2 separate regions of the Homo sapiens genome follow, and region 1 is linked to region 2. Evidence: chromatin contacts called from ENCODE Hi-C or POLR2A ChIA-PET data. All regions are on one chromosome and are shown on one strand. Each heading gives the region's core, a stretch centred on a gene start or an enhancer-like site at or near the end of the contact. The rest is flanking DNA. Distances are from core to core; before and after follow the strand shown.

Region 1 (5,089 bases), core at 980-3,479, 400 kb after region 2:
GAGCCACTTAGGGTCATTAGAGGCAGTCTCTTGGTGACTCTAAAACAATCAGATGAAGCTCAATTACACAGTTGTATTTACAACGGTAAAGATAAATTTAAGGATATTACCTAGCTCCAGAATGTCTAATGTAGTACAGGCCTAGGTAAGCATTAACACATTGGCAAAGTTGACTCTGTGTGCTGGGGACACAGTGTGTTTACATAATAAATACCTCTGCTTCGATCAAGGGACACATTTCTACATTATGGCCTCCATGGGCAGCAGCTCTGTGACATAAATGAGGTCTGAGGGTTTCTTTAACCCTCTGATCTATTCAGAATTATAAAGCAAAATGGACCTTGGAGATCATTTAATTTTCTTATTCTCTAGGTTTAGAAATGGAGGCTCAAAGGCATTAGGTGCTTTGTCCAGGGTCTACCTCATCAACTGTTGGATGGAGCATAGAACCAAATGCTGATTCAATATAGTGTGCCCTAGAAGTGCACACCAGAAATTCTAGATCCGTGTGTGTGTGTGTGTGTGTGTGTAAGATGTTAGACCTGGAAGAATAAAGGGACCATAAAGTGAAATGCCCTTCTGCTGATCTCAACGGAGCCACAGTATTCATTGAAAGCCACCCATTTTACAGATTAAGAAACAAGCTGGGAGGCTGTGTGGAAACCACAGCCAGAGACCCATGCTGCATGTGAGTCAGGCAGCCTGGCTGCAGGGTTTCTGGGCCTAGTCTAGAGTGGAGCTGGTGAGCTCTTGGTGAGAACTGGCCCTCCACAGCTTCCTTTCTGAGGCTGGGCAGGCTGACAGGGGCACTCAGATCAGTCCCAGTGCCAGTGAGGTCTACAGTTTGAGAAGGTGCTCTCCAGGCACTGGGACAAGGTCCCGACAGAGAAAGGGGCTCACCACAGACACAGAGCCACACTTGCTGACGGACACATTACTTAGTGAATGTGCCTAAAGAAGATTTTCAAATTGTCCTTTCATTAGCCCTGACAGTTCCTTGCAAAGCCCTCAAGAGCTGTGAGAAGACGAGTTAGAGGAAGTCCAAGGGGATCAAAGAAAATGATGCTCACTTGTAAAGAAGGCAGGCAGGCTGCGTCCCCAAGGCTTGTGGCCAGGAATAGGAGAAATGGCTTTAGCGGCAATCACTTTAAGAACTTCTGTGGTGTCCCAATATACCCCAAGGATTTTTACTCTAGGTGGTCATCAGCTTGGATCTCCTTCCATATCATCTTAGTGTGATTCTGACATTGCCACATTCTCCTATCCATGATTAAATAAGGGTAAGAAGACAATGCGATGAAAATAATAAAGTGCTGAGTGGGGCCAATGAAGTGGGAAATAAAAATTTACAATGAGAATGAGGGTCACTTTTTAGCATTTAAACCTGCTGCCAACTACTGTAAAAGAAATGGTCAACATAATACATCTTAGCTAGAAAGATATAAACTAGAATTTAAAAACTTTCTATACATTAGCTCTTCAGCCATTTGATTTACTCGCATTTATTTAACAGTGAGCACCCATGAAAGGCCAGGAACTTTAGGCTTGGCACCACAGTTATCAAGATGAGTAAGACACAATCCTTGCTTTTAGTGACTTGGGGGCAGTTGCAGGGGGCAAGGGGAGAAAGACGTATGATATTTTGTATAATTTGAGTGTATATAAAAAATGATGGTTAGCAGAAAGCAGCCTGGGAGTGTTTCTGAGGGCAGAAGACTTACCCTCTGGGTGTTGAAAAACAAATAAGAGTTGTCCAGTTAGACTACAAGGTACAAAGAGAATGAGAACACTCCATGAAAAAGGAAGGGCCAGGCAAAAGCCAGGGTCATGAAGCAGCATGCTGAGTTTGGACACCTCTCAGTAGTTGAGTGTGGCTATGGAATAGGAGGTTGGAGTTTAGCAGTGGGAGTGAAGAGAAAGGCAGTAGAAGGAAAAAAGTTTAAGACAGGCTGGGGCCTCACAGGCCATGTGATGGGAGACTGGACTTTAGTCTGAGGGCAATGAAGGTCCACATAATAGGGTTTAAAGGGGGCAAATGATGCAATGGGATTTGTGTTTTGGCAAGGTCACTCTGACCACAATGTATAAGACTACAAGAGATGGAACTGGGGGTAAAAGGAAGGAAATAATGAGGGCCAAAACCAAGGAGCAAAGGGGAGACAGAGAGAAAAGTGGGATGGATTCAAAGACATTGCAACATAGAACTGACCGAACTGGCTTGTGTGAGGTAAGGGAGGCAGGATGACTCACAGGTTTCTGGATTATGTGAACAGGTGGAAGGTGATGCCATTAGCCAGAATAAGGCTGTAGGCTAAGGGGAGTAAACTGGTTCTGGGGTATAACATTGATAGGCCTTACTAGGCAGTGGGAAATACGGTTTTGGAACTCAGGTGGGGTTGGGCATAAGAAAATACTGGCATAAGAAAAGTTGTTAGGTTAGCAGTAAGTCTCCTTGGGAGTGGATGAGATTACCTCAGAAATCCATATAGGCAAGAGATGGTGGAGCTGGGCGGCCACACACACTGGGGCAGCCGTTTGGCATAGCAAAGACACCTGAGTTTTCTGTGGATCTAGTGGACACTACAGAAGGTGGCTAGGCTTGAGGCACTTGCAAGAACCTTGAATGGGAGAGTAGCCTCTACCCAACAAGGAGACCAAGACAGAGAAAGTGATTTAACTGTGGAGGGAGCGGGGAAATGAAGAGATCAGGTCAGCTCTCCAATGCCAGGCACCCTAAGGTGCCAGCAAAGAGCCAGCAACTGCGTCCTTTGAGAAAGCTCATGTGGATGGCAGCCTCACGAAATGAGCCAATGGACAGTCCGTTAGACAGAAACAGACAGACGGCAGCTGCAACCGTGACAGAAGCGGGACACTGCAACAGTCAGCACAGAGACTCTGCCCCTCGGTTCTTCCTTCCCACCTCCATGCTAGCGCACTGCTACTGCCAAGAGGGAGGGACGCGTGTGAGAGCCAAAAACAGCCTCCACTCCAAGGCGCCAGTAACAGACTGGGTTCTTTTTTTCCTTTTCAGGGAAAGAGTGGGCAGAGAAGAGAGAGCTTTGATTCTGACATGAGAGTCAAATTTCAAAATGCAAAGAACGAAGTGTTTAAAAAATGGTAAGTGACTGTTTAAATGACCAAAATTAACTGGAAAGCGATGGAAATGGGTCGACATGCTAGTAAGGAAGCCTGCTACCAGAGTGAAAGGGTGATTCAACTGAGCACAATTAATAGCAGTTATTAGGAGAAATAAAAACAAACCATGACATGCATATTTCTCACCAATGAATTGAGACTTTAAGCAAATGGCTCTGGAGGGGATCCAGAAGAATGCGGCATGAAGCCACACGCTGAGGATCAACTGTGAGATGAGGCCATATCATGTCAGGGGCTGAGCAGACCCCAGTGAGCTATAGGGGGCACAGCCCCTTACCTGTGGGGCTGTTGGGGCCACTGCATGCCCGTATCTATCCCACCGATCACCAATAGGACATCCGCCATGGCTGACCGAGGAGAGGACTGCAAACTCACCAAGGGCTCCCTGGCAAGGACACCCCTGTCCTTTCCCACTTTTGCGCTCCCAGCCCCACATCAGGGACTTGTTCAGTCAGGAAAGCAGGCAGGGGACAGATATAGATGGAAACAATCCAGGTCCTCTCATGTCAATTCCAAATTGCTAGAGACACAAGCTTAGTCCGACTTGACAGAAGAGGAGAACTTTGAACAAAACACGATATAAAGCTATCAAATAACAGAACTAAGCCTTAAGAACCCAAATGAGGTTAAGTAACGAGAAGTAACTAACAAGTCATGGAACTAAATAAAGTGAGATGTTGTAAGGCAACCCCAATGTATAGCAAAAAGGAGTGGCAGAGTTGGTGGCAACTACTCGAAAAAGGAAACTGCCGCACACTCATACCCCAGTTAATCTTTACTACTCTGAGGCGGTAGGTACCATTCTTTTCTTCATTTTAAAGTTAAAAAGTCTGCTTGAAGTTTATGGCCTCCTCTGTGCCCGCCCACCTGCCTAATGTGTGGATGACACCCTACAGTGGGCACGAGGGTGAGGGCAATCATATTTGCCAGTGCTCCCAGAGCCCGAGCACAGGGAGCCTGGGCCTCTGCGCCTCACAGGGCCCCATGCCACCACTGTCCTCATGGCCTGGCTGGGCTACTCATGGGGAAGGGTGAGTATGTCTTACAAAGTAACTTGGCTACACTCTAGGGACGTCTGCTTGCCTTCTGACAGCCTGGTGATGCCCCCCCAGTACCGCCAGCTGCTGAGTGACCATGGGCCACTATCCATAGGCTACACCCAGGGAGCTGGGAACAGCCAGGAGCCCCAGTGAAGAGTTGGGGAGAGATCAACCCTGCCTACGTGGAGTAAGAACAGAATAAAGAGACTAAATCGAGGCATTATTCACTCTAGAAAGCTGGTAAGGTAAGTGCTTGGCTAAAACCGAACAGAGTGCCATATCCTTGCTGCTTTTGGCTTTAAAGGTTTTCCATCTTTTTACAAGATGAGAAGTTACAGTTCACCTCCCCTGTTTCGATGAAACTCTTGTTTTCAAAATGCTAACAGGTTGGTTTTTCCTCCCATGTTTCACCTGGCTCTGAACTACAGTCTCACAGATTGAAAAAAGATTTTGCAGTTAATTAGAATTTACATTTTCAGTAGTTAGGAATTACCCAAGTTATTTTTTAAGCATTGATTTAAAAGGTGCATGTAAAGTTATCTCAGCAAACTAGTTTGCCTCTAAGATACCAGTGTCTCCCTTTAACCTTCTCCTTTGAATATGTTTCTGTGCCCCAAACTGTTCTGTTAAGCTAATACAACCATAAGGATTTTGTTTCAATGCATACTAACAGCGCACTTAGTAGCCACTCCTCGTTTCTGCTTAATATAACTTTTTTGCATAAACATATGCATGACTATTAGTGCACTGAAGTCAATTTTTAAAATGCACAAGTTATAAATACAGCAGAATAACCTACCAAACTTAACAAGGAACACCCAAAATTTTCAAACTATCAGTAGATTTCGGTTATGCATACTTTAAGTTGATCAAAACTGGAAGAAAATAACTGT
Region 2 (4,737 bases), core at 398-2,897:
TTCTGTACTCCTATCCAGTGTTATTTTGAGGATAAACTCTTAAAATTTATCTCACAGGGTAAAGTGTGTAAGAAAATTAAAAGGGGTAGTCAGGGACCTGAGGGCCATCAGCCAACACAAAGAAGAGTCTGAATTCTTAGAGCTGGTGAATGTTTAACATCTTGGCATTGTTCAGGGTTGCCCAAGTTTATTTAGTAAGTTCTTAAATAAATGGAGAAGAATGTTTTATTACTCTCATATAAATGGATTTAAAAGAGAGATCTAAAAAAGACAGTTTGTTTCAGCCAGAAAACAACTTCATTCATATTCTCATTGGTATTTCTCTCATCCATATCTAAAAACCAAAGCACTTCTCATGGATTTACATAGTCTGTCTTTTGAGATAAATGGTCATTAGATGACAATTTAGAGAGAAAAGGAGTGAGGTGAAAGAGATTGTTTTGAGAGTATCCTTTTTAGGCAATAACATGCATACTAGGAATGAAAAATTAATTTTAAGACAGTGGTTTTAAGATTTCTTAATCCATATTTGAGTAGTATATTTTAGGAAGTATATACACACATATGATATTTTACTGCACAGCCTCTGGGTTTTCTGAGGCCCTGGCTTAACCCTTTTCTAGTTGCCATGGCTACGAGGACACAAATACAACATCCATACCATGAGCTGGATCTATGAGGAAGAATTTCCAACTGTATACATAGTATGTGTATTTGACCCAAGCTTTTCAGAAAGAATTTGACACAATTTTAAATGTAGTAAATTGTCTGTGTGAGTCATACAATGGAAATAGCGTATGCAGCTAGGAAAATGTAGTCTCATAAATGAACCAAGGGGAAAATAACATTGGAACCCCGTTCTCTCTAAAACCTCCATCTTGCCTTCCCTCATCTCTTCCTGATGTAAAGAATGTCATAGAAAACTTGAAGAAAATCATTCTAAGCTTTTATTTTTTTCTTTTTAAAGTTCAAGCCTAAAATAAATGATTATTTTCAAGCAAATCATAAATCTGTAATCTGAGATACTGGTCTTGCAAAAACACTTCAACGCTTCCAATTACTGGCTGTAAACTGCTTTTCTAAAAACCCTCTTAAATGTTCACTCTGCATTCTGAAAGAAGAACACAGACTGAAATTTCATCGCCATTTGCTCTGATTCCTAACTAAGGTGCTCCTCACACAGAATCTCCAGGAAGCAGAGATGGATGGGTAGATTTTACAATGGAGAGAGGACCGGTCCACTCTCAAAGTTCCATCCTGGACATTGAATAGCATCTTGGGAGGAACCAAAATGGGATCCCACTCTGGGTAAGACATGATAACACCAGCAGTGAGATTCCTGTGGATAGGGGAGTTTTCTTGGGCAGGGGTGAAGAGATACAGAAGAAAAGCAGGGAAGTGTGAATGCTAGGGATACAAAGAGAAGCCCCGGCAGGGAGCCTCACACAGATGCTTAATAAATGCTTTTTGATTTGACTGAATGATCAAAGTGTGGTGTTAGCGTCAAGCAGTCTTAGCACCATCGCATATAAATGCCTTTGGCAATCCACATGTCGGTTTATCTGGGGGCGGGGGTCAGGCTGTCGGAAGGGATGCTGTGCCCTTGCTTGATGTGAGTGGGCAGCCAGGGCCAGCCGTGGGAAGGGATTGAATCGTGGCGTCCTGTTCTTGCAACAGCCACATTCCTCATCGGAAGCTTGTACTGAGTGTTTGTCCTGCAAGCAGGAGCAGTCTGGGTGCATTTTTGAGATTCTGTGGGAGTTGCTGCAACTCAGACCCTCGGTTTTCTGATGTCCAAAAGAAGGGCGATAGTAAACAAGTAATAAGTAATAGTATTTGTTTATGTACATAACTTAACTCATAAAATCGTGCGATGATTTTAAAAAAAAGCTTTAAACAGCAGATATAAAAAGATAAGGTCCTTTTCATCAGAGGGTCCTGCTAGAATCTTTTCAGGAGGTAGGAGGCGGCATAGCTGAGTGGAAAGAATGTTGACCTGATGGGCCAGAGAAACAAATTCATTTCCCAGTTGAGCATAAACAGTTGTGAGACCTTGAGCCTCTCAGCCTTTCTGGGTTCCAACTTTCTCATCTGCAAATTTAAGGTGCTGGTCTAGAAGATCTTCCACTTCATGTTTTATTATCCTACAGAGAATTAAGAAAGGAATTGAGAGCCTAGTTTCCCTGGGGAGGTCAGTTTTACTTCTGAGGCCCTCAGATAGCCCTCTAGACGTCTGGCTAAAGGACAGAGGCATTTACATTCACATTTTCAGGTTGTATTTGGGAAATCGGACTAAGGAACAATACATTTCACATGCTCAGAAGCACAACCCCAGGTTAAGAAGGAGAGGAAGGCACTGCCTTACAGCAAACATCCACCTTATCTCGACCCCTAACCTCTCCTGGCCACATACCCCTGTCTAGATGAGCCACTCGGGATGGCCAGTGACCAAATAGCATGTGCAAAAGGAGTGGGGACTGGTGGGTAGTGGGGAGGAGAAAGAGAGAAAAGACTTTTCTGGACCCGTGGTAAATATGATTTCCTTGGTACTGAATGGAAAAGAATAAGCACTGCTTTTGATTACTCAAGTCCAACTTTCAAGAGTTTCAACAACTTCAGTGGGAAAAAGTATGCATATGTGTGTATGTATGTAATGTATGTATATATGTGTGTATATGCATATACATGCACAGACATATGTATACACAACACATAAATACATATGTGTGCAAAGCATATATATATACACATACACCTGTATGTTTATAAATTTATATTAAAAATCTTAGGAATGGCCTCATCTTCTCACCAGTGGTCTCTTCTCTCTGTTTCTACATCTTAGTCTCTCCCCATAAGACATATACCCAGTGAAATTCAGACTGAAATGTACAGAACTCTCTTCTAGATATTCTTCTTGGTGCAAACACTCCCTCGGTCCATATCCCTGTCCTTGTGCCCCCATCATCATAAAAAACAGGGACAGAATTTGAGAATTCTAACAGTTTGGGAAACTGTAAATGCCCACCCTTTTTGCATTTGCCACTGTTTCCATGACAAATTTTTTTCTCAGGAGAAAAGAACATTTCTAAAAGATCAAAATTAAATCACTTTGCAGACTCAAAAAAGGATGGTGGCTCTGGGGAAGTATTAACATGAAATAACACTATTTGTATCTAAAATCATTTATACCATGCATAAAATTCTCCCAGCATTTCAAATTTGCTAAGTTTAAAGTTCAGTCTTCTTCTTGTGTGTTTCTTTCTATTGGCACAGAATACAAAAGGGAGAATAGCTTTTGAACTCTCCGGTGATGTAACAAAATCTGATTTCATTGATGAGGATCATTGCTGAGTGAGGTATTTTGTGCTGAAAAAGTAATTGCTAGTTTGACATAGAGAAGCCATATCTATATCTACACAAATGCATATATAGAATGAGTAATATACAGATGTGTGTATTTATGTATATCTGTGTGGATAGATAGATTGATAGATGGATAGACTAATCCCCATTCAGACAAAAGTCCTCTTTGCCTTCCCTATATTATTCTTCAGTTATGTACACAAGGATTTCACTATCATCAATCTACTTGCCAATTATTTCTATGTTTTATCATCAGTTTTGGTTTTCCTCCTAGAAACTGTTGTTAAATGATATGTGATGGATGCTATATAAGCAGATATTACTTATCAGCCTGGAGAGACAGGATTGGATATTTTTAGGAGATCTCATTAAGAATACATAGGCCACCACCACCACCATCAAACACACACACACACACACACACACACACACACACAATATATATATATATATCACTTTAACAGCAACAACAAAAATAACTCCCCTTTCCCAAGTCCTCGTCTTGTATTTCTCTGCCTGACCTTCCACTGAAACAATAAGATAATATTCTTATGGAATGGGATTCCCACTTGTGGCAATACCTTTATAGAGGGCATCAACAACTGTGAATGAGTTCATCACAGTTTCTGGGCTCTGACAGAGAGGGACCAATAACGTGCTACTGTCAACCAAAAAGTATCTGAGACAGGTCTAAATCAATTCAGAAGTTTACTTTGCCAAGGTTAAGGACAGGACCAGGAGAAAAGAACATGGAACCACAGAAACAGTCTATGATCTGTGCCTTTTTCCAGAGATGATTTTGAGGGTTTCAATATTTAAAGGAGGAAAGTGGGCACGAGTGGAAAGAGGAAGGGGATGGATGGTCACATTGCTGAATCCACATGTTGCAAGAGATAAAAAGCAGGTAGGAGAATAGGCAATTAATATTTGTTTCACATTCAGTAAATTGAGATAAGGTGAACATGGAGTAGCTACCCGTGGAGATGTTTAACCTTTTATCTGTAGCTGTCTGCTTAGGAACAAAAGGAAAGGCAGTTTCTTGCATGACTCAGCTTTCAGCTTAATTTTTTTCTTTTTGGCATAGTGAAAGTGTTAACTTTCCTTTCACACTATGAACCACTAAGTATCTGAAAGGAACGGGGCAGGGATCCCAGCTACTCGAGAGGCTGAGGCACGAGAATCACTTGAACCTGGGAGGCAGAGATTGCAGTGACCCGAGATCGCACCATTGCACTCCAGCCTGGGTGACAGAGTAAGACTTGGTCTCAAAAAGAAAAACAAAAAGAAAGGGACGGGGATAGGTGAGGAGAAAAAAAAATGCTTGTGTGGGGAAAGCAGTGAAGTAAGAAAAGAGAAAGAGTTAAAGAAAAACTT

Evidence for each region. A loop is a pair of places that touch in the nucleus more often than their neighbours do. ChIA-PET counts read pairs that join two places held with the same protein, here RNA polymerase II (POLR2A). Pooled maps may share reads with other maps.
Region 1: a loop to region 2 is called in a map of left lung, with 5 times the contacts of the local background. The contact joins two enhancer-like sites. A Hi-C loop is called at or near these places in 13 of 168 maps with a recorded cell type or tissue (A673, body of pancreas, esophagus squamous epithelium and 7 more) and 6 of 50 pooled maps. POLR2A ChIA-PET finds 5 or more read pairs at or near these places in 2 of 52 experiments (AG04450 and OCI-LY7).

The regions. Positions count from the first base shown.
Region 1 is chr13:44,448,387-44,453,475 of GRCh38, forward strand. The region is part of intron 1 of TSC22D1 (TSC22 domain family member 1); the gene reads right to left. It overlaps LOC124903167 (a long non-coding RNA gene), which reads left to right. Exons shown (of 4, transcript XR_007063778.1): 2 at 3,032-3,117; 3 at 4,250-4,441. Among named protein-coding and RNA genes, the nearest start is that of TUSC8, 45 kb to the left of the region's middle. RefSeq lists enhancers at 3,629-4,130, 4,131-4,630. Within about 2 kb of position 2,230, at least 5 of the 41 ENCODE cell types and tissues checked have a DNase peak (open chromatin) inside an H3K27ac peak, as active enhancers do.
Region 2 is chr13:44,051,429-44,056,165 of GRCh38, forward strand. No RefSeq gene overlaps it. Among named protein-coding and RNA genes, the nearest start is that of NRAD1, 31 kb to the left of the region's middle. Within about 2 kb of position 1,648, at least 14 of the 41 ENCODE cell types and tissues checked have a DNase peak (open chromatin) inside an H3K27ac peak, as active enhancers do.